Linked DNA regions of Homo sapiens: region 1 is linked to region 2. Evidence: read pairs that join two places in POLR2A ChIA-PET (ENCODE). Cell type or tissue: IMR-90. All regions are shown on one strand. Each heading gives the region's core, and the rest is flanking DNA. Links, peaks and the distances in the headings are about the cores only.

The links. Peaks named below come from ENCODE experiments on the same cell type or tissue, not always from the same donor. Only the 100,000 strongest peaks of a DNase experiment are listed, where the experiment ranks them.
Region 1: POLR2A ChIA-PET joins it to region 2 with 9 read pairs; 1 of 35 experiments calls an interaction of 5 or more read pairs at or near these places.

The regions. Positions count from the first base shown.
Region 1 is chr10:99,287,110-99,298,420 of GRCh38, reverse strand. It overlaps a transcript of HPSE2 not described here. Among named protein-coding and RNA genes, the nearest start is that of CNNM1, 37 kb to the left of the region's middle. RefSeq lists an enhancer at 818-1,317. In IMR-90, for the core only: no CTCF peak of the experiment used is centred there; a DNase peak (open chromatin) is centred at 6,070.
Region 2 is chr10:99,341,083-99,352,393 of GRCh38, reverse strand. The region is part of intron 1 of CNNM1 (cyclin and CBS domain divalent metal cation transport mediator 1); the gene reads right to left. Among named protein-coding and RNA genes, the nearest start is that of CNNM1, 17 kb to the right of the region's middle. In IMR-90, for the core only: no CTCF peak of the experiment used is centred there; DNase peaks (open chromatin) are centred at 5,963 and 6,833.

The DNA of each region.
Region 1 (11,311 bases), core at 2,207-10,206, 54 kb after region 2:
TATGTCTAGTAAGGGTCACTACAAGGGGTTTCAGTTAGCCTAAGTTTAGTAAATGCCTACTTACTTTTCTCTTTTCATTTCCCACTTTCTATTGATAGCAAGGTGTTACAAAAGTAGATTACAAGCTTCAAATGGGCAGTTAGGTGGCTGTTAAGCCAAAATTCCACAGAGAGTGAGGGTTGTGCAGAGAGATGGGCTAAACAGATAGTGACTGTGTAAGGGAGGAAGGGAAGGGTAGACAGCGTTGCCTAGGTGGAGACCTCAGAGGCTCTGACTTGCCAGAGAACCTACCCAGTAGCAGAGACACTGAAAAAGAATATTGGGTGGCCACTTGGCTAATGCTGTAGGTAGCTCTGTCAGGCCAGGGGCCTAGGAACTCCCCATTTCCTTTGACCAAGAGGGGCTTGAGCAAAGCAGTTATAAGACAGCACACAGGAAAGCACTTGGAATTGGCAATTAAGAAAATAATACTTCAAACTTTAGGGCAGAAAAAGGCAAGACCAACATTCGCCTGGGGGAGCGGCTATAACCCACAATACTATAGGGAATGTCAACACCAAATACCCCAAAGCATCTGGAGGGTGGTCAAAATTACCAATGCTGAAAATTCAGAGTGTCCAAATTGCAGCCAATAAGGGTCCCCTCGCCAAGTGTTGAAAACCCTGGGCCACCCAGGGGGTGGCCAGCAGTGAACCCAAGACCAAGTTGGGGTCACAGAACGACATGACTCTGGCATCCTAGAGTGAACAAAACAGGGGTCTCTCACAATCAAGTGTCTCGTTATAATTACCCACACACAATTAACAGAAAGTTAAAAGCAAACATAAGACTGCACCCATTTTAGGACTGAAAATAAAATGACTGATGGAACAATACAATGGAGTCAGAAGACAAAGGAGTGGGAGAAGGGGTGACAAGGACATGCTTTCTGGCATTCAAACAATGAGGGACTTCTAAGCAATTGCCTAGCCAAAGGCTGTTACTTTATTCCCTAGTTCTCCTGATACTATGGGAGTGTGGGCAGAAGGAACAGTCACCTCTTCACCAGAGTGGAAACGGCGCTGACTGATTTTTAGTGTGGGACCTTGGTGAAGATCTCTCCAGGATACCTCAACTTGCATGGGCTTGGTTCAACTGCAGCAGTGGGAAGGGCTTGCATGGGTGGTAACCCACCGGGCTGCCAGCAGGAGGGGCGGGTGTCACATGAGGCAGACTGCATTATGGCCACTCCACCAGTAGGCTCAACTGTGGCAGTGGGATGGGCCTGCACAGGTAACCCACCAGGCTGCGGTGGGGAGAAGCAGGCCCTACACGAGGTAGTGGAACTGTGGCTGCTTGCTCTTCTGATGGGCTCTGCTGCTTGCCGGGGAAAATGTAGCTCTGAAAAGAGCCCTTGGTTGGTGTTAGAGTATTACAGCTCTGCTTTGCTCCCTCTCTGCTCCTCATCTCGTCAATTGCCATCCACTGACTGCTGTCCTGCCTTCCTGCCCTCCCATCGATGATTGCCTTCCTGCCAACTGCTGTCCAGATGATTACTTTCCTGCTGACCATCACTCTGTGGATTGCCAGCAGGCAGATCTCTGACTGCCGCCTGGCCAGTCCTTGACTACTGCCCTACTGACTGTCACTGGCCGACTGCCACCTTACAGACTGTGGCTCCCAGATCTCCGACTGCCATATCTCATGAAGCCATCTTCTTTCTTCACCCTGCATTGGGTACCAAGCTGATGCAGGGCAGGCAAGCCCCAAAGTGGAGCTCAGCCCAGGAGGGTTCTTGGCTTTGCCCAAGAGAGAATTCAAGGGCAAGCCAGTGATAGAAGAAAACAGCATTATTAAAGAAACAGTGTTACAGCTCTGTGACTGCTCCTGCAGAGCAGGGATACCCTGTAGGCAAGAGAGTAGCAGCTCAGGGCAGTTTTGCAGTCATATTTATGCCCACTTTTAATTGCATGTAGATTAAGGGGTGGTTGATGCAGAAATTTGGGCTCATTGAGTCATTTCCGCAGAAAGGGGCAGTAACTCTGTGTTCATGGCAAACATAAATTGAAACGGCATGTTGGGGGGGCATCTGATTGAAAGCTGCTTCCACCCTGGCCCTGTTTTAGTTAGTCCTCAATCTGGTTCAGCATCTGAGCCCTGCCTCTGGAGTCCAGTCTCACCTCCTATCTCATATCCAGCCTTTCCAGTTATTGTAAGTGGTAATGTTTACATGCTTCAGACTACTGCATCCTACATGGAAAGCTAAATGTTCAGAGGCCTGTATTTAATAGAAGTCTTTTGGAAGGCTATATGAGCAAGCTTTTAAAGTTTGCTGTAAACTTCAAAATAGCTATTGAAGTTCCCCCAAATAGAAAGTGATTAAACAGACAATACTCAGTGTGATAAGTGATACGTCACATTTGGGGTGTAATTGCTCCTAAGCCAAGGCTAAAGAAGCTAGATTTAGGCAGTCAGGGGACACTTTTTGGAGGCAGTGTTGTCTAAGATGATAACCTAAAGGTTATGCTGGCCTGTACTTCAGACTGAGAAATAATACCAAATTTCTTTCCAATTTGTTTCCACCTGAACCATCTTATTTGATCTTTGCAGTGATTGTAGGGTTTGTTTATATCCCCATTCTACAGATGAGGATAAATCTTCCTTACAGGGTTTGGGTGGAGTGTTTCAGGTTTTTCAGCATAAGTTTTTTGATTCCAAAGGCATAATCTTTATCTGCCTAACCTTGCTATTTTTCGTAAATAAGTTTTTGAAAACAAAGTGTATCGTTGAGATCTATTCTCTCATCAGCAAAAGTATGGCTGTACTTTCCAGTTGCCTCTTGTATAAAAAAGTTAAATACAGTATTACAAAGATTTTAGAAAATATAGGGAAGAAAGAAAAAAACATCTTTAATTCAGTCTTGTTTTACTTAGTTGGAATAATAACTGTGAGTGTGTTTATGTATGATTTTATCTTGCTTTTTTTCACTTAACATTACAACATAAGCATTTCCAAAGTTTGAATACATAATTCATAAACCCAAATCAGTGGTTATTTAGTAGTCTATTGTGTGGACATACCATAATTCATTCTCCTGAGAGGCAGTATTTTATGGTTGTTGAGAACACAGACTTTGGATTATTTCCTGGTTCTACCACCTTTTATCTGTATGACTTTGGACATCTTAATTTGGGTACGTCAATTTCTCTATTTTAAAATTGAGAATATAGTACTCGTCTGTTGAAAGGATTAAATGAGTCAACACATGAAAACCTCTTAGAATATTGCCTGATACAAAGTAAATGCTATTTATGAAAGGCTATTATTACTGTTAATTTTCCACTGATAAGTATTTAGCTTAAATTCATTTCTCATCTAACAGATTATGCTATTATGAACATCTCTGTTTTTATAGATTTTTGCGAGGCTATAGTTACTTCAGACTTCAGAGAGTAGAACTACTGAGTGAAAATGTGTGTGTGTTTTGAGACTGAGTCTCACTCTGTTGCCCAGGCTGGAGTGCAGTGGCGCCATCTCGACTCACTGCAACCTCCACTTACCAGGTTCAAACAATGCCCCTGCCTCAGCCTCCTGAGTAGCTGGGATTACAGGCGTGGTGGTACACGCCTGATTTTTTGTATTTTTATTAGCTGATTTTTTTTGTATTTTTAGTAGAGACAGGGTTGCACTATGTTGGCCAGGCTGGTCTCAAACTCCTGACCTCAGATGATCTACCGGCCTCGGCCTCCCAAAGTGCTGAGATTACAGGTGTGAGTCATCACGCCCGGCCAAAGTGTACTTTTTTAAAGCTCTTGAAATATCTCTCCCAGTAGATTGCTAATTTACAACTTGCCAGTCCCACTTACAATGTCTTAGAATGAGTATTGCTCTGTCCTGTGAATGCTGTTGGTAAAGTATAATAAATATAGCGCAGCAACATATATATAATATGTATTTATATATAAATATATTATATATTATTATATATGTTAATATATTATATGTATATATTATATATTATATGTATATATTATATATTTATATATTATATATTATATATGTATGTATTATATACTATATAATATATAAAAATTTACATATAATATATAAATACATAAACATATAGCACAGCTCATCTCTCTCTCTGTCTCTATATATATATGTGTACATATAAATTAGAATATGTATCTTCATAAGAGTGGGGATTATCGAAACCCTGGTGGTCTAATGCTCAAGTCTGCACTCTTTACCACCATCCTATTTTGAGTGTTAAGATGTGTTAATTTAGGTGCAATCTTATTAGATATAAATTTTTAGAACATAATCCACTGGTCAGACACTACTGCCGCATTCACCTGAGATAAATATCTTGAGGAAGGGTCATTCATGCCCTAAGTAGGTTTAGTAGCAGGTGAAGACTGAGGAGGAAACCTGAATCTGGTTTGGAGTTTAAGATGTTAGCCTTGTCCATCAGTGCTGGACCTGGACAAGAATTTGTCCAGGCATTTGGACAAGGATTTTGTCTGATAGACTTGGGAAGTTATAGGAATAATTTGGGTTTGGACTGAGAGAATAAGACATTTATACCTTTCTCTGTAGGCCATGCCCTGCACATATTTTCCTCTATTTTCTGTCTCTTGTAATTGACTATAATCTGGGCTGAAATTTTGAAAACTCGTAATTGTTATATTATTGATTAAAGTATAATGTTCTGTTTTCTTGATTAATTTTTTAGTTACTCTTTTGTCACTATATACTTTTTAAAACTGTTTAAAGATTAAGAAAAGCTTCGCCAGTGTCTGTTTTCTTTTAAAACTGGCAGCTGTAAAAATCAGTTATGTTTCACTTGATCATGACCCTTAATCTACCAACCTATCCATTTTTATAGGAAGAACAAAATGTTCTTATCCCTTTCTGTAAAAGTTATCCTAGAACTGGGTACACAATCTTCTCAGAAATTTTTAAAAATGCATTTTAAGTGATGAATGGCCCAAGTTTTCAAATTCTTATTTTTATATGACAAAGGCAAAGTATTTTATGTTTTATTTCAATGTGCATTATTCATTTTTCAAGATACAGTTCAAATCCCATTCTCTCAATAAAGGCTTCCCTGACTGTTCTGGCCTATCCAATGTTTCTCAGTTCTAACTTATACCATTTGCTATATGATCAGGCACTACTTTTTGAATCAACTTATATAGCTTCCTTTTTTTTTCCTTTTTGCTGTTTACTTCCCATGTTACTATTTTATTTTATATTTGTGTGATGTTAAGATTTTATGACAATTTTCAGATAGATGTATGTGTGAGTGGTATGTGGGGTATGGGTAGCTAAGTATCAGATCTTACAGGTGAAGAGGGTCATTTATACCCTGGAAAACCATAGAACTTTTGGCCCCCTGCTTTAGCCAGCAAAGTAGAGATTATCAACTGGGTAGGAAGGGAGAGGCGAAAATAGAGAATTTCTGCTTGAACAAGGAAGGGTTTGGGGAGGCGGGAGCAGAGAAGGTGTATATCAAAAACTTCAGACAAATGTAATATTTATGTTTATCAAAAGAAGTTTGAGAAGTATTACTCTAGATCTGTACCATCCAATAAGGTAGCTCACATGTGGTTTGTGAGCACTGGAAATGTGGCTAGAGCAAATTGAGATGTGCAAATACACAGTGGATTTTAGACTTAGTACGAAAAAAAGAATGTAAAATGTAAAATATCTCATTTTTATATTAATTACATGTTGAAATAATATTTCAGATATGTTTGGTTAAATAAAATATATTATTAAAATTAACATATCCATTTATTTAACCTTTTAAAATATAGCTGTTAGTGAATTTTAAAATATATGTGTGGCTCATATTTGTGGTTCTCATTATTTTTCTGATGGACAACACTGCTCTAGAATGTGAGTTCCATGAGTGCAGAGGCTGTCTCATTCATGTCTATAATACCTAGCACCTACCACAGTGCCGAGCATGTGGTAAGCACTCCCTGAATGCTTGTTCAATCATATGTCCTCCCTCCAACTAAATTACAAACTTCTCATGACTCAGAGTGCATTTTAATGTTTTGAGTACTTCCTTCTGGGCTTAGAAGAGTGTTATACACTAGTAGACATTCAGAACATATTTATTTGATGAATGAATAAATAAGAATGCTTTCTGGTGCAAATTTCCAGCCAACTTCCCAACTATTTACTTACTCTGCTTTTAGCCAGTTCCCAGCCTGTTTTCAAACATTTTCCATGTGATGTGTCTGGCTACTTGCTCCTCTCCCCTTTCTTCCCCTCCCTTCATACTCTTCTACTTTTTGGACATTTTCAAACCAACAGGATATGTAGGCCCTTACAACCTTTTATTTATTTATTCAAAAGCCATTTATTTGGCCCCCTCTGGTTTCTAGTTTTTTGTTCATTCTTAAAAATTCATTTAAATTTAACTGGAGGGGAATGGAGCTTGCCAAAAACTGAATGGAAGAATCTGGCTTTTCTCTGTCTCTGCCCAGACACCTGTGCAGGCCTTTCTCAGTGGGGCTCACTACAGTGTGATTTACTCGACAGTTTGGAACCCACTATAGGCCATTATCTTTTATAACTAAATAACTAAATGGGAGTGAGAACAAGAGAGAGAATGTGAGCCAAGGAAGAAAAAGTATGCAAACCTAGATCTGAAGATCTGAGTTTGTCTGGGTGATGGGCCTAGCCCTATCACTTACTAGGAATGTAGTTTTCGAAAATCTCTTCTCTCGAGGCTTCATGGATCTTCATCAGAAAGAAAAAACGAGATAGGATGCCAAAAGGTTGATTTCCATGGTCTCTTCTGGCACTAACATATGGTGATTCTTTTTTTTTTTTTTTTTTTCAGATGGAGTCTTGCTTTGTCACCAGGCTGGAGTGCAGTGGCGCGATCTCGGCTCACTGCAACCTCCACCTCCTGGATTCAAGTGATTCTCCTGCCTCAGTCTCCCAAGTAGATGGGACTACAGGCAAGTGCCACCATACCCAGCTAATTTTTGTATTTTTAGTAGAGATGGGGTTTCATCATGTTGGCCAGGATGGTCTTGATCTCTTAACCTCGTGATCTGCCCGCCTTGGCCTCCCAAAGTGCTGGGATTACAGGCGTGAGCCACCGCATCTGGCCCATGTGGTGATTCTTTAGCCACTAATCAGAGAGGGCAGAAGTGAGAAGCAAATGAAGACCAGACCCTTGTAAATTCAGGATGGGACCTCCATTGGTTTTGATCCATCCCCTGTGGCCTTGTGTGCTAATTCATGTTATTCTGACATCAACCTTGTAAACTCTTTTACCCTTTACTCCTACTTGTAATTGTTTCCTCCCCAGTATTCTTTCTGGGGACAGAATACTCATAAGAAGGGGGCTTCTTCATGGTTCACTTTAGCTCAAATTACTTTTCGTTGTTCAACAATTATTTTTACCCTTTTCACTTATATCAGACCAAAAAGTCTTTTTGAATGATTTCTAAATGTCAGTGACTATCCCTAGGACTTAATTTTCTTGATTAGAAATATTGATGACACCTCCAAATATCCTCAGAAATCTTCAGCTCTGTTGATCCAGCAGCTCAAGAAAGTTCTACACCTCACATTCCAATAATTTGTCTGGGTCACCTAAGGTCATAGAATGTTAAAGTTGAATTAGACCTTTGAGATTATTTGGTATAAGCTTCTGTTACCATTAAACTGAGGCTTGGAGAAATTGTTGTTCTCCACACAGCTAATTTGTGGGAGGTTCATAACTAGAAACCAGCTGTTTTATTCCTTACAACTCTGTGCCCCAACCCACTATGGGCCAATAGTCCATAAATGGAGCAGTGATCAGAGAGAAACATAAGAACCACCTGGTCTGAGGTGGAAAATTTCCTCAGGCTTTTCGCTCCACTGATAGCTGTTTCTTAGTAAATCACATGATCATCTCTCCAGTAAAGAGATGGATCCCTTAACAGTGAGTTGCTCTGTTGTCAGTTGGGCTCAGTGGCACCCTTTGCCCTCCTGGAAGGAATGTAGGAAGATATGACTGACATCATTAGGAAGCCTTACTTAGACCTTGTTCAATAATCCTTTTACAATTCTTACAAGGTATGAGGCATAGTGTTGGGTACTAGGGACACAGAGATGAATGAAATACTCAGGGTTCTGCCTTTTAGAAGCTCCAAGCTTTTTCACTCTGGCTTTTTCACTTCTCCATTATATCTGCCCTGAACCCAAATAAAGGCAAAGAAAACTTTAAGACGACTCTCTTCCCTGCCCCCTACTCTCTTTATCATTTTATGAAGATGTAAAGTTAAAAAAAATAATTTTAATCAAATATATTTTCATAATTTAAAATTTAAACAATCTATAGGTTTATAGATCTATAAGTGGGCGGGGAGGGGAAGCTGTTCTTGGCCCAACCCCTGCTTACCTCTGAGTCTTCTGTCAGAAGCAACCATTTTTAGTTTCTTCTTTAGCATATTAGATATTGGGTGCCTTCTGTGAAAGATGAGGTTTTAGTTCATTTATACTGCCCTGTCCTCCTCCTGCTCCCCTTGTCTTCTAGTTATAATATAACCTTTCGTTAGCTGGTATTTATTTATTTCAGCAGTACAGTTTTTAATGTAATTTTGTTTAACTGAAACCATAATTTAATTTGCCGTAAACTGAAGTGAAAGAACATTACAAATAAGCTTCTGACTTGAGTGTCGGTTAAAATAACCCTTTGCCAAGACGTCAGAATTTAAAGAAAATGGCATTTCATTGCAAGTAGGGCACCATAAGTTGAAGAAAAAGAAAATAACTACTTTAAAAAACTAGTCATCTGTGATTGGAAAACCTTAACTTTTATATGAAATAATATTTTTACTCCACTGATATTCCCCCTATGTTAAAATACTCTTGGCACTGAGTAAAAAATTAATTAACTTTCAAGAAGATGACTCAATCAGAATAATATAAACTGCATTCTAAAAAGAAAAATCATGGATAACAATTTTTTATTGCTAAAAATTGCCACCAGTAATTGTAGGATGTGAAAAGTAAAGGAATAGGACATTTACTACAACCAAACGAAGAAGAAAGTTCCAAAAAAAAAACAGATGATGTCTCCATTAACACACTCTTGGGTTCTAATATTAGAAATAATATTTTTTGCAGCCACGTAAATTGTTTCATCTTCTATTTATGATTTAGTTTAAGTACTACAGATTTTTTAGAGACTTTACCTTATTTACGCAACCTGAAATTTTGCAATCTGTTGCACTGTGGATGGTTTCAAACATCAGCTGCCTCTCAGTCCATCTTTAGGCACTCCTGATGCTTCTTAAATTGCCTCTCCTATGACCCAAGTCTCCATTTTTTGTCACTTCTTACAGGGACGCAGAATGTTACCATGTGAAAAAATCTTTTGGGGCTTGGTAAAACAGAAGACAGTGACCATGGCCCAATTTAATTATATTAGATTTTTAGCTGGTATTTTAATGATTACTAATACTATGAAAATATTCACAGCTAAACTATATAAGTATACCATAATTAAATTTCTTTCTTACACAAATTTTATTTTCCTTAGGGTTGAGAATTACCTGGCTGATTTTTAAATGCATCTATCATTATTTCATCCCAGATTCTCCATTATGTTTCCTCAATTCACTCAAACATATAATCTACCAGTTTTCATTCTTTTTTTTTTTTTTTTTTTTTGCTTGAGGCTGTCCCTCTTGCAGCTCTTTCATGTCTTTTTCCAATCTGGATTGATTGTTCTCTAGGCTGCTGTACAGCTGTATAGTTCCCAGTGTCCCCCTTCACCATTACCTTGGGTTCCCTTTGCTTTTCTCCTGTGTTGAATTCCCTGGTTCCTGGATCCCATGTATTTTTCCTCATTTCATTCCCTCATTTTGGTGGAAAGGAGATAAACTTTTCATCAGTTATATGTCTTATTTTAGCCATCCTTCTCCTCCTCCTTCTCTGCCTTTTACTCTTTTTCAGAATTTACACCTTCTTTTTATTCTGGGATAATTAAATTCTAAAAGCTTAGAACTTCAAGATACCTAGTTGCTTTTGTATTAAAGTGGCAGAAGTCTTTTGTATCATGTACATAAATATATACAACATAAAATCACACATGGAACTTATGTGTAAGCTATCGTGGTAGAGCTTAACAGAACCATCCACCGTGACCCTACCAGTTCAACATCATGTTCTAGATTTTCTTGCTCAGGGCTCCCTGGAACACAATTTAAAGAACACGATGTAATCTAGCCTATCCCTTAGATTTTAGGAATGGGGAAACTGAAGCCCTGAGAAAGGACTTACCTAGGGTCTTAACTTATTTCCTTCACTCTCACTCTCATCATGTTAAATTTCTCAACTTACTGTGAACCCTATTCTTACATTTTTTCAACTCAAATTATTACGTCAGTTCTACCTGTAAAATTCAAAATATGACATGACCTAACCCCTTTAGCTACAGCTTCTAGAAGAATCTAACCTCATGCTGTCTTAATCCAATGACTAGTGTTCCACAACATTTCTTTCTTTTTTGACTTGGGTTTAGGATCCCCTACCAGAAGCCATTTTTAGTATAAACTATTTTTACTCCTCAGTAACTAGCTTTCTTATTTACCAGTTATTAAAGATAAGCAACTTTGGCAAAGTAATGGCTGAATGAGCTTGAGACATCAAAATATACATCTCTACATTGAGATATGAATGCTATTGATTTTCAGACTCCCTTGTTTTAAAGTGAACCACCTAGGGAAAAATTTCCATTTTCTTAAGGTAAATGTTTGAAGTTGGTGTGATAATCCTGGAGGTGTACTGCTCAGATCTCCATTTAAGAGGATCTGCTGCAAGAAACATAGCTGGATGACTCCAGATGTTCACACCAGACCATATTCTCTTCACATTGTCTGTGATGTTCACTCCAAGCCACACACCCCTGCCACCCTCACACCCACTGCTGCTCCCAGCCAATGACTGAGCTCAGCTGGTTTACTAGGTTGGGCCATTTCTGCTCAACTGGGACTCCTCTGATGGCAGTCTTTGCTTGGACACTCCATGTTGGCCTGGTGAAGACTTTCTCTGAGCTGTGCTCTAGCTTGAGGTTCTTCCTGCCCAGTCCTCATTCCTTCTCTTCTTTCACAATTGTCATACCTAATCATAACTTGAAGGCTCTCCTCATTTATTCCTGCTGCTTCTCTCCTTGATCCTTCGTGGGCATTTCCCTAAGTAAATCTCTTGGATGTCTGATTCCTTCTTGGCATTTGCTTTTCAGAGGACCTGAACCAACACGTTTGATATTTGCAGGATTAGCTCTAAGATAATTCAACAAACATTTAAT
Region 2 (11,311 bases), core at 2,026-10,025:
AAACATATGTCCACACAAAAACTTGTACATGTTTCCAAACAAAATGTGTTATATCAATACAATTGGATATTAACCTGCCATCAAAAGGAATGAAGTGCACCCTACAACATGGATGACCCTTGAAAGCATTATGCTAAGTGAGAGAAGCCAGACACAAAAGGCCATATGCTGTATGATTCCATTTATGTAAAATTTCCAGAATAGACCAATCTACAGGGGAAGAAGTAGATCATGGTTGCCAGAAGCTGGGGAAAGGAGAGTGTGGGGCATGGCTAAGTGAGTACAGAGTTTCTTTTGGGGTGATGAAGTGTTCTGGAATTAGATTAGTAGGGATGCCTGCACAACTCTGAATATACAAAAATGCATTAAGTGTGCACTTTAAAAGGATGAGTTTTATGGTACGTGAATCCTATCTCAATGAAGCTATTATTTTTTAAAAAGAAAGCCAATTGAAAAAAATAATAATCCATGCCTGAATGAGCAGGAAGTTGGTGTGGCTGAAAGTTACAACCTGCAACACAAGTTGAGTAAAAGTAGGGACTGCTTCGTAAAGAGAATGGGTTGAAATGAGAGGAATGCTGGTTTGGACTTGGGTAATAACTTCCAGCACACATGATCATTTTGTGCTCTAGGATGTGTGGAGAGTAAAAACGGTCTGCCACAGGTGAGGCCACTGGGAGACAAGAAATAGGGGAGAAGGCACCGTATTATGAGTTTTGTGCAGGCGGAAATGGTGAACAGGGATGAGGGCTTTATCACAGGCAGGAGAGGGAAAATATGAGAACAAAGAGCTGTTGGCCTGGTTCACATCTTTCAGAAACCTCATCAACTCTCAGGGATGACTTGTGAATATTTACAACTCCTAAACTGGGTCCAACTGGGGCAGTGGGCGCTCAAATATCCCAAGCATTCCCATCTTTCTCTGGGCAAATGCTTGTATCTAACACACATTATTTCTCCTCTCTACCTGTTTACCATTTCTACCTTTACTTCCTAATGGCATATGTGGTAAAGTGGCATATGTGGCATATGTGGTAAAGTGGGCAAAAAGTAGTAATTGACTATTCAACGCTGGGTTTGGGAAAGGGTCTCTTTGTGGCTTCTGTACTAATCTCCTCTGAGACATGCTTGAGATACCACATTACCTATTAGGCTCTTGGCACATTTGAGGTCAGTAAAATTACCCATTACTGAAGGTCAAATTAGTGTTTTCCATTGCCCCAAGAATCCAAAGGGCAGTCCTAGTACTGGTTACTGGCAGTGTTCTACCTAAGGTGTTATCATCACTACCTCGTATCGACATACCCAAACTACAAGTCAGATTTCTTAGAAGATGAGGTTTTCAGGCATTGCTTTTAAAGCAGTGGTTCTCAAATGGAGGTGATTTTGCCCCCCAGGGGACATTTGGCCATGTATGGAGACAATCTGGTTGTCACAACTTGGGGCAGGGAATGCTACTGGCATTTGGTGGGTAGAAGACAGGGATGAAGCTAAACATCCTTCAATGCACAGGACAGTCCCCTCCGCAAAGAATTACCTGGCCCCAAACATCAATACTATTGAGGTCGAAAGCCCTGGCCTATTAGGGGGGTGGGGTTGGGGGAGGGAGAACATTAGGAAAAATAGCTAATGTATGCTGGGCTTAATACCTAGGTGATGGGTTGATAGGTGCAGCAAACCATCATGGCACACGTTTACCTATGTAACAAACCTACACATCCTGCACATATACCCCGGAACCTGAAATTTAAAAAAATGTAAAAATATACAGAAAGGCAGTGGCAGCAACATCACAACTGTATTTTGGTATCTGAAGAAGCTAAAATAGCCTCCAAAGTCTTTAATAAATATAGCCTCATCTATTCTACATGGTTTAGGCACATCCATAGATAAGAGCTCTCAAGGACTCCATTAGCATACCTCTGATGCCTTAGGGGAACAAAAAGGCAAATAATTGATTTGCTTCCTCTCTTCTTCAAAAATAGCTACAGCACTTTGGTAACTGTTCCCAAGATAAAATAAAAAGCTAGGAGGAAAGCATATTGCTTGGAAATAGAGAACTAAGCAAAATCGTTTTATGGTTTTATGGTTTCTGCCTCACTTGTGACCTTCACCTTATAAAATATAGTGGCTTTTGCTACGTTCTTCTTCCAGGTGTGCTTGCAGCATCTTTTATTCATTTGGTAGACAGCATTGAGTGTCTCCTCTTTCTTACCTTGGTCTTGGTCACTTGGTACCAATGGAAATGTATTCCTTGGAGTAGCAGCATGAACACTACCTGGGCCTTTGTTCAAAATGCAAGATCTGAGGTCCCATCCCTGCCCTACGGAATCAGGATCTTGCTGGGTGGGGCAGGGTCCAGATAGCTGTTTTTTGTGTTTTTTTGTTTTGTTTTGAGACTGAGTCTCACTCTGTTGCTCAGGCTGGAGTTCAATGGTGTGATCCTGGCTCACTGCAACCTCTGCCTCTCGGGTTCAAGCAATTCTCCTGCCTCAGCCTCCCGAGTAGCTGGGACTACAGGCACACGCCACCACGCCCAGCTAATTTTTGTATATTTAGTAGAGACGGGGTTTCACCGTGTTAGCCAGGATGGTCTCGATCTCCTGACCTCATGATCCGCCCACCTCAGCCTCCCAAAGTGCTGGGATTACGGGCGTGAGCCACTGCGCCCGGCCCAGATAGCTGTTTTAATGAGCTCTCCAGGTGATTCTTATGCACACTAAAGTTTGAGAAACACTGCTCTTGACATGTGCTACTCAAAGTGTGGTCCTTGGATTGGAAACATGGTATCACTTGGGAGCTTGTGAGGGAAGCAGAAATTCAGGCTCTCATCTTAGCTTTCTGAATCAGAATTTGCATTTCCTCAATATCTCCAGGTGATTCTTACGCACACTTGGGTATCAGAAATCCTGGTCAAGACTACCCTACTTCTCTTCCCACCCTTATGATTGGAACTTTTCTATTTCCATTGTGGATTCCTTTTTTTTAATCCTCACCTACAGATAAATATATCTTAAAGACTCCGACTCGTGATTCTCGACCCTGGCTGCACGTTGGAGTTACATACTGATGCCTGTGTCCCACCCACAGAAATTCTGATCTAATTGATCTTGGATGAGGCTGGGACACTGGAATGTTTAAAACTTCTTCAGGTGATTCTAATGGGCACTTGCAGTTAAGAACTTCTGCTCCTGTCTTTGATCTTCCGCTCATCTCTCTTGCTGATTAAAGATCCCAGCAAAGCCTATTAATTTAAATATCACAATCACCTCTTTACTGAGAACTGGATTTATATCTGAACATAGGTTTCTATTTTTTTATTTTGAGACAGGGCCTCACTCTGTTGCCCAGGTTGGAGTGCAGTGGTGCAATCTCAGCTCACTGCAACCTCCGCCTCCCAGGCTCAAGGGATCCTCCCACCTCAGCCTCCTGAGTAGCTAAGACAACAGACTCAAGCCAGCAGGCCTGGCTATTTGTTTGTTTATTTGTTTGTTTGTTTGTTTTTGTAGAGATGGGGCTTTGCAATGTTGCCCAGGCTGGCCTCAAACTCCTGAGTTCAAGCAATCTGCCCACTTTGGCCTCCCAAAGTGCTGGGATTACAGGTGTGAGCCACTGTACCTGGCCTCGATGTCTATTTTGAACACCCTTCCTGTTTTAGATATTTTGCCTGAGCTGTCCTCTTGTCAAAATCACTTACCCAAATAGGAACTCCTAATCTTCAAGACACATTGCCCCTGCTCTTCCTCCGTCTTCACTACAGTAAATGATACCATTAACTCTAGTTACCCTAAGTCATAACCCAAGAGTCATCTTTTATCTTTCCTTTATGTCAATTTAGAAAAAAATCCCCACATTCTTTCAATTCTTCTTCCTTTATTCTTTTAACAAGTACTTACTGAATGACTGCTACATGCCGAGCACTCTTCTAGGCACTTGAAATGCAGCAATGAGCACAATGCACAAAATCATTTTCCTCCGGCAGCTTACACTCTTGTAAGTAGAGGTAAGAGATAATAAAGCAAATACATATCTAAAATATATAGCATAAGGCTGGGCGCCGTGGCTTAAGCCCATTATCCCAACACTTTGGGAGGCTGAGGCAGGAGGACTGCTTGGGCCCAGGGGTTTGTGACCAGCCTGGGCAATGAATCAAAACTTCATCTTTACAAAAAATTTTAAAAAATTTAGCCAGGTGGGGTGGTGCATGCCTGTAGTCCCAGCTGCTTGGAAGGCTGAGGCAGGAGGATTGTTTGAGCCTAGGAATTTGAGTCTGCAGCTAGCAATGATTGCACCAATGCACACCAGCCTGGGTGACAGTGAGATGTTGTCTCAAAAAAAAAAAATATATATATATACACACACACACACACACATCATATATATAAAAAAATATATATAGCACACTGCTAAGGGGAAAGCGAAGCAGGGAATAGTGATGAGGGAGTGTGTGGGAGTGAGAGAACAGGTGTTACAATTTTAGGGAAGGGAGACGGGGATGAACTCCCTGAGGTGATGTTTCAATAAAGCCCTGAAGGCGGTGAGGTAGGGAGCCCTGTGGAGATCTCTGCAGTAGAACAGGGTGTAAAGGTCATGCATTGGGAGTGTAACTGATGTGCTTAAGGAATGGCAAGGAGGCCAATGCGGTGGCTGTAGAACGTGGGAGAGGAAAGTAGTGGGAGCCAAGGTCAGGGAGTTGAGGGGTAGGGGAGGTGCCAATGTGATAGAGCCAGGAAGGCCTTTGTAAGGACTTTGGGTCTTACTCTCAGTGACATAAAAACAAGCCATTGCAACATTTGTGTGTGTGTGTGTGTGTGTGTTGCAAAAAGGTGACATGATCTGACTTATGTTTTTGTTTTTGTTTTGTTTTGTTTTTTGAGACAGAATCTTGCTCTGTCCCCCAGGCTGGAGTGCAGTGGTGTGATCTTGGCTCACTGCAACCTCCGCCTCCCGGGTTCAAGCGATTCTCTGCCTCAGCCTCCCAAGTAGCTAAGATTACAGGTGCCTGCCACCATGCCAGTCTAATTTTTTTGTATTTTTAGTAGAGATGGGGTTTCACCATCTTGGCCAGGTTAGTTTTGAACTCCTGACCTCGTGATCCACCTGCCTCCGCCTCCCAAAGTGCTGGTATTACAGGTGTGAGCCACCGTGCCTGGCTGACTTATATTTTAAAAGGAACTCTAGCTGCTGTGTTTTTTTTTTCTTTTAACTTTTATTTTAGGTTCGGGGTATATGTGCAGGTTTGTTATCTAGGTAAATTCGTGTCACAGAGGTTTGGTATACAGATTATTTCATCACCCAGGTACTAAGCATAGTACCCAATAGGTATTTTTTTCTAATCCTCTCCCTCCTCCAGTGCCTGCTGTTGCCCTCTTTGTGTCCACGTGTTCTCATTATTTAGCTCCCACTCATAAGTGAGAGCATGCGGTATTTGGTTTTCTGTTTCTGCGTTCATTTGCTAAACTGCTGTGTTAAGAATAGACATAAGGCCGAGTGCAGTGGCTCACGCCTGTAATCCCAGCACTTTGGGAGGCTGAGGCAGGAGGATTGCTTGAGCCCAGGAGTTCCAAGATCAGCCTAGACAACATAGTGAAAGCCCATTTCTATAAAAAATTAAAAATATTAGCTGGGCATGGTGGCTCACGCCTGTAATCCCAGCTACTAAGGAGGCTGAGGTGGGAGGATCACTTAAGGAGTGTGTTTGGCAAAAAGAGTAGGAGCTCAGTTTTGGGCAGGTTTAAGTTTGAGATGTATTTTAGACTTCTAAGTGGAGATGTTCAGTGGCAATTAGAAATGTAAGTCTGGAGTTCATGTTGATAAGTTTGGGAGAATGAATGAAATAATCGAGGGAATGAGAGTAGACAGAGAAGAGATCAATTTCTGAGCCCTGAGGCACTGTAACATTTAGAGGTCATAGAAATGCAACATTCATGGGACAAATATTTGAGCATCTGCTATGGGTAGGCACTGTGCCAGGTGCTGAAGATACATCTGTGGATATGATGTAGGCAGAACCAGTAAAGGAGACTGAGGAGGAGTGTTCACATGTAATGAAGTCTAAGAGATTTTTTTCCTCCTCTAATTCAAAGTGTCCTTAATTTCTATGCCCTCATCCCATCTTGGACAACTGCACCAATATCCTAACCATTCATCCTTTTGGTTTTTCTAGCCCTAATACATCTTGTACACTAAAACCGGATTAACGATCCCCGAAATACTGCATTTGTGAGGTTACTCCCCATCTCAATCACATGTAGGAGGATCATTTAAGACTAAGCAGGATCATTTCTGAACTCTTCTTCCTTGCATTAAAGGCTCCTATGATTTTTTGGTATTTTTTTTGCCTTCTTTCCCACTACTATGTCAAAACGTATTGTTCATAAAATAGCTGGTCCAGAGGCAATGCAGAATCAAGGGTGGTGGCTCATAATCCCAGCACTTTGGGAAGCTGAAGCGGGAGGATCGCTTGAGGCCATGAGTTCGACACCACCCTGGGCAACATGGTAAGACCCCCATCTCTTAAAAAAATTTTTTTAAATTAAAAAATATAAAAGAAAACAAAAATAAAATAACCGTTCCAAGAATACTCCGCCAATAAATGGTGAAGCCAAAATTGAGCCCTGGTTAGGATTTCTGGAAAGCTTCAAGACCCAACTAGAAAAGTCTGGATACATTAAGCTCAGGCCTCTCAGATACAGAACTGGTCTTGGAGACTGCCTGGGTGGTCAGTTTGACTCTCTCTCTCTGGGTTCAGCCTAACCATACCCAGAATCCCCTGCTTAAAAATCACCATGGTGACCCAGAGTGATTTGGCTATGCTTTGGCAGATGGTGTCATTCTCAGGTCACAAACCAACCTCAGATATGAGGAGGATACATTGAAAGGCAAACAGGGCCAACTTTAGTCATCACTTAGTTCTGGGCCAGCCAGGGAGTGTGGTCAAGCTAGGCTAGTCCCTGGGAGAAGAGAGATATGTGGACTCTCAGGGGCACTGTTTGAAGTAAGCTAGATACCTGAGATGATCTTAAAATCCACGCTTTTGAAGGTTTTCATTGCAGCTGAAGACAGCCTACAGATTCGTCAGTGTTCTCCATATCATTTTTGATGTAAACCAAGCTGAATCCTGAGACTCCATTTCCTAGTTTTTGCCATAGTAGTTTCTGTAATACCTACTGTACATTGGGTGCATATGTTACCTCTGGTCTTCATAATATCTCTGCAAAAGGGGGGTTGTTATTACTAATATGTAGATAAGGAAACTGAGACTTGGAAAAATAAAATGACTTATCCAAGGACAATATTAGTATGTGATGGAGCCAGGAACAACCCCAGGTCTGTCTGCCTCTTGACCTTGTGCTCTTTCCAACACAATGCAGACTCCACATTCCAGGCCAAATCTCAGGTTTACTGTCTCTGACGTGTTAAGAGCAATGGGCACATACTCTGTAAATGCCTGGAGGCTGCAGGAAGGCATGCTGAGCTAATGCCCGGCACCTCCCTAGTGATTAGCAAGGGAGGAGAACGGCTTTGAACTGGGAAGGGGAAAGGAGTCACAATTCCACCTCCTTGCTACACTTCGCCTTCAAATCCAAGCCTTCTTATGTTTAGCCTGATATTTTATTTTAGTAGACTGCTTGGAGCTTTGAGGAGTTTTGTTTATATTGCTGTGTTATTTGTTTAAATGGTCAGGTTTTTTTATTTGCCTGAGATGTCTGAGGAAGAGCAGAGTGATGGGGGAGGAAACTGAATTCTAACTGATAACAGGATAAAAGAAATGGAAGGAACCTCCTACGGTCCAATTTTCATCCCCTGGGCCCTACCCAAAGTAAACAGCTTTCAATTTTGTTTTCTTATTATATACAGTTTTACATGGGCTGGATCAGAGAGAGAAAGGACTTGTTATACAAGATGACTAACTGTATACAATTAATTTAACTAGATCAGGGAGGTAAGAGGCAAATGGTGGAGTCTCTTTAGGGCTATACTGGAATTGTCTTCAGCCTTCAGAGTAAACTCACAATGTAGTATCACTATTCCCCCCCACCCCCACCTATTTTTTTTTTTTGAGACGGAGTCTCGCTCTGTTGCCTAGGCTGAAGTGCAATGGCATGATCTCAGCTCACTGCAACCTCCACCTCCCGGGTTCAAGTGATTCTCCCGCCTCAGCCTCCTGAGCAGTTGGGATTACAGGCACCCGCCATCATGCCCAGCTAATTTTTATATTTTTGTAGAGACGGGGTTTCACCATGTTGGTCAGGCTGGTCTTGAACGCCTGACCTCAGGTGATCCGCCCACTTTGGCCTCCCAAAGTGCTGGGATTACAAGGGTGAGCCAGCACACCTGGCCTATCTTCCATCTTCTTAAAAGGGGAATAGGCCGGGCACAGTGGTTTATGCCTGTAATCCCAGCACTTTGGGAGGCCAAGGCGGGCTGATCACCTGAGGTCAGGAGTTCGAGACCAGCCTGGCCAATATGGTGAAACCCCATCTCTACCGAAAAAAAAACAAAACAAAAATTAGCTGGGCATGGTGGCGGGTGTCTGTAATCCGAGCTACTCAGGAGGCTGAGGCAGGAGAATCGCTTGAACCCAGGAGGCAGAGTTTGCAGTGAGCCGAGACCATGCCAAGGCACTCCAGCCTGGGCGACAGAGGGAGACTCCATCTCAAAACAAAAAAACAAAACAAAACAAAAAAGAAGGAAGACAAGTCTCAGAGTGATATAGTGACCTGCCCCAGTCGTAGCTAGTCAACGAAGGTGCTGGGATCTGAGTTCAGGCCTCTGGGACCCTCTGTCTGTGTCCTTGGCTCCATGGTCTGAGGTGGCAAGTCAGACATGTGAGTTCTGGTTCCACCTCTGTCACTAACATTGAGCAGGACACTTCTGTCTTTAGATCTCTGGTGCTGCATATACAAAATGAGGATAAAAACTGCTGACCTCACATTTATGGTGGGCACACAATGAATTACTAAACTGGAAATTTTGTTTATATGGCTGTGATATTTGTTTATATGGTCATTAAAAAACATTTGCCAATAAATAAACATAACGCCTTTGCAACTACGAGGGATTATCATTTCTCTTTTTAGTATTTGTCCTTTCTGTGCCTCAGTTTTCTCAATCATAAAAGACATGCCGGGCGGTCACGGTGGCTCATGCCTGTAATCCCAGCACTTTGGGAGGCCGAGGTGAGCAGATCACCTGAGGTCAGGAGTTTCAGACCAGCCTGGCCAACATGGTGAAACCCCATCTCTACTAAAAATACAAAAATCAGCTGGGAGTGGTGGCAGGCGCCTGTAATCCCAGCTACTTAGGCTGAGGCAGGAGAATTGCTTGAAACCGGGAGGTGGAGGTTGCAGTGAGCCGAGATTGTGCCACTGCACTCCAGCCTGGGCGACAAAAGTGAGACTCCATCTCAAAAAAAAGAAAGAAAGAAAGAAAAAAAAAGATGGGACTAGGTGATCACCAAGTTTCCATTTCTGGCTCTAAAATTTTATGCTTTTATAAGTCTAAACAGTTCTGGGCTACAAAACAGTTTGGTTTTACAGGATACTTCTTTGCAATGATATATGCCAGAATTTTAACAGTGCTGTTAGAGCCTCTTGTGTTTATAAAGGGCTCTGAGCTCCTAATCTTTGTATCTTAATATTTGAAAGCCTCCTTTGGAATGAGATGAGAAACAGCTACCTTGACACATACTAGATTTTTGTTGTTGTTGTTGTTGTTTTTAACTATACAATCAAGTGAAATCATTCCCTACCAAATCAGGAAGAGAAACACAAAAATGTTATTCTACCAATCCTGCAGCAACCGCCTTGATTTGGAAAAACAAAACTGTCCCTTTCTCTAGCTTAAAAAAAAGGCTGTACTTTATAGTAATTATCCTGCTCTATTTTATCAGAAATAATCAACACCTTTATCACAAAATAAATTCTTGAGCCACTAAAAGGCAATTATAAAAAAGCCAACTGTGTCATCCAGAGCACCATGGTAACCAACATCACTAGGGCATGAAAAAATAGTTGTTCGTCACCAGAATCTAAGCCAGTTGGTGGTTTGGCTTGCTAAGCAACACTGTAAAAATAGCAGAGTAACAACCCATTATCTGGAGGTCTGACTTCCCACTGTTTTGAATATGGTCCCAGAAAGAACTGTCCCAGGTCTCTCCATTGACTCCCTACCCTAGGCTTACAGTCAAAACCTAACTAATCATTTAACCAACAAGTATTGATTGAAGTATACTACATATCAGGCACATGATTCTCAACATGGTATTCACTTAGTTTATCAGTGAAACAGAAACTGTAAGTGAGATATACACAGGAAGAGTGATTTTGTGGAGAACGGTGGGGCAGGGATTTGCTGGAGGCAGATTCAAAGAGAACTAACAGCTGTCAGCCAGAGGACAGAAAAAAATGTAAAAAATAGGGAATACAGCATAAAATAACTACACTCTCATGATCATGATCCTGCGTCATCAAGAAAAGATTAAGTTATATTTAGAATCCTTTGTTAAGAAAGGCAGGAATGGGTATAAAACATTTTAGAAATATCACCATCAAAAATGGTTAAAATATACAGTTTTAGCATTTGAAGGAAACAAAATTATGTTTGACAAATATCTTCGGCTGCCTAGCTCCCCATTTTGCTGGAAGAAAAGCAGCATTATGATAATGGCTTTCCCAGCGTTCAGACACAGTGTCGGCTCCCTCTCTGCCTTTCTTTTTCAGCTCAAACTCCTGCCTCAGCTGGAACACTCTTCCCTTCATAATTGCTTAGCAGGGTCCTTCTCCTTCTTTAAGGCTGAGCTGAAATTCCACTTTCTCAGAAAAGTTTTCTCAGATCACCCAGGGACTATTTCTCCCTTCCCTTTTCACCCACAGATGTTTTCTGGATTCCCTTGCCTGTACCCCAGGCTGCCTCTTATCATCATTTCCATCATGGCCCTTCCTTCTTTCTCGTTCCTGGAGGGCAGGTTCAGCACTGCATTTATATCCATGTCTATCTGCCGAGCCCTGGTACTCAGTACATGCTACTGAACTGACCTGCCCAGACGATGTTGAGAGTCACTGGGGGAAAACAGGAGGGTGGCTGGCAGAGGTGGCACTTTCCCTCCTGGATGTCACACAGCCCAGGAGCCCAGCATGGCACCCATGCTGGCCCTCCTTCCTCAGGGCCTTTGCATGTCTGTTCCTGTCTCCTGGGAAGCTCTTCCTCTGATGAACTCCTTCTCACCGTTCTTTAGGATTCAGCTCAAATACCACTTGGCAAGGGAGAGTCTCTTTACCTATAAGACCAAGTCTATCTATTATATGTT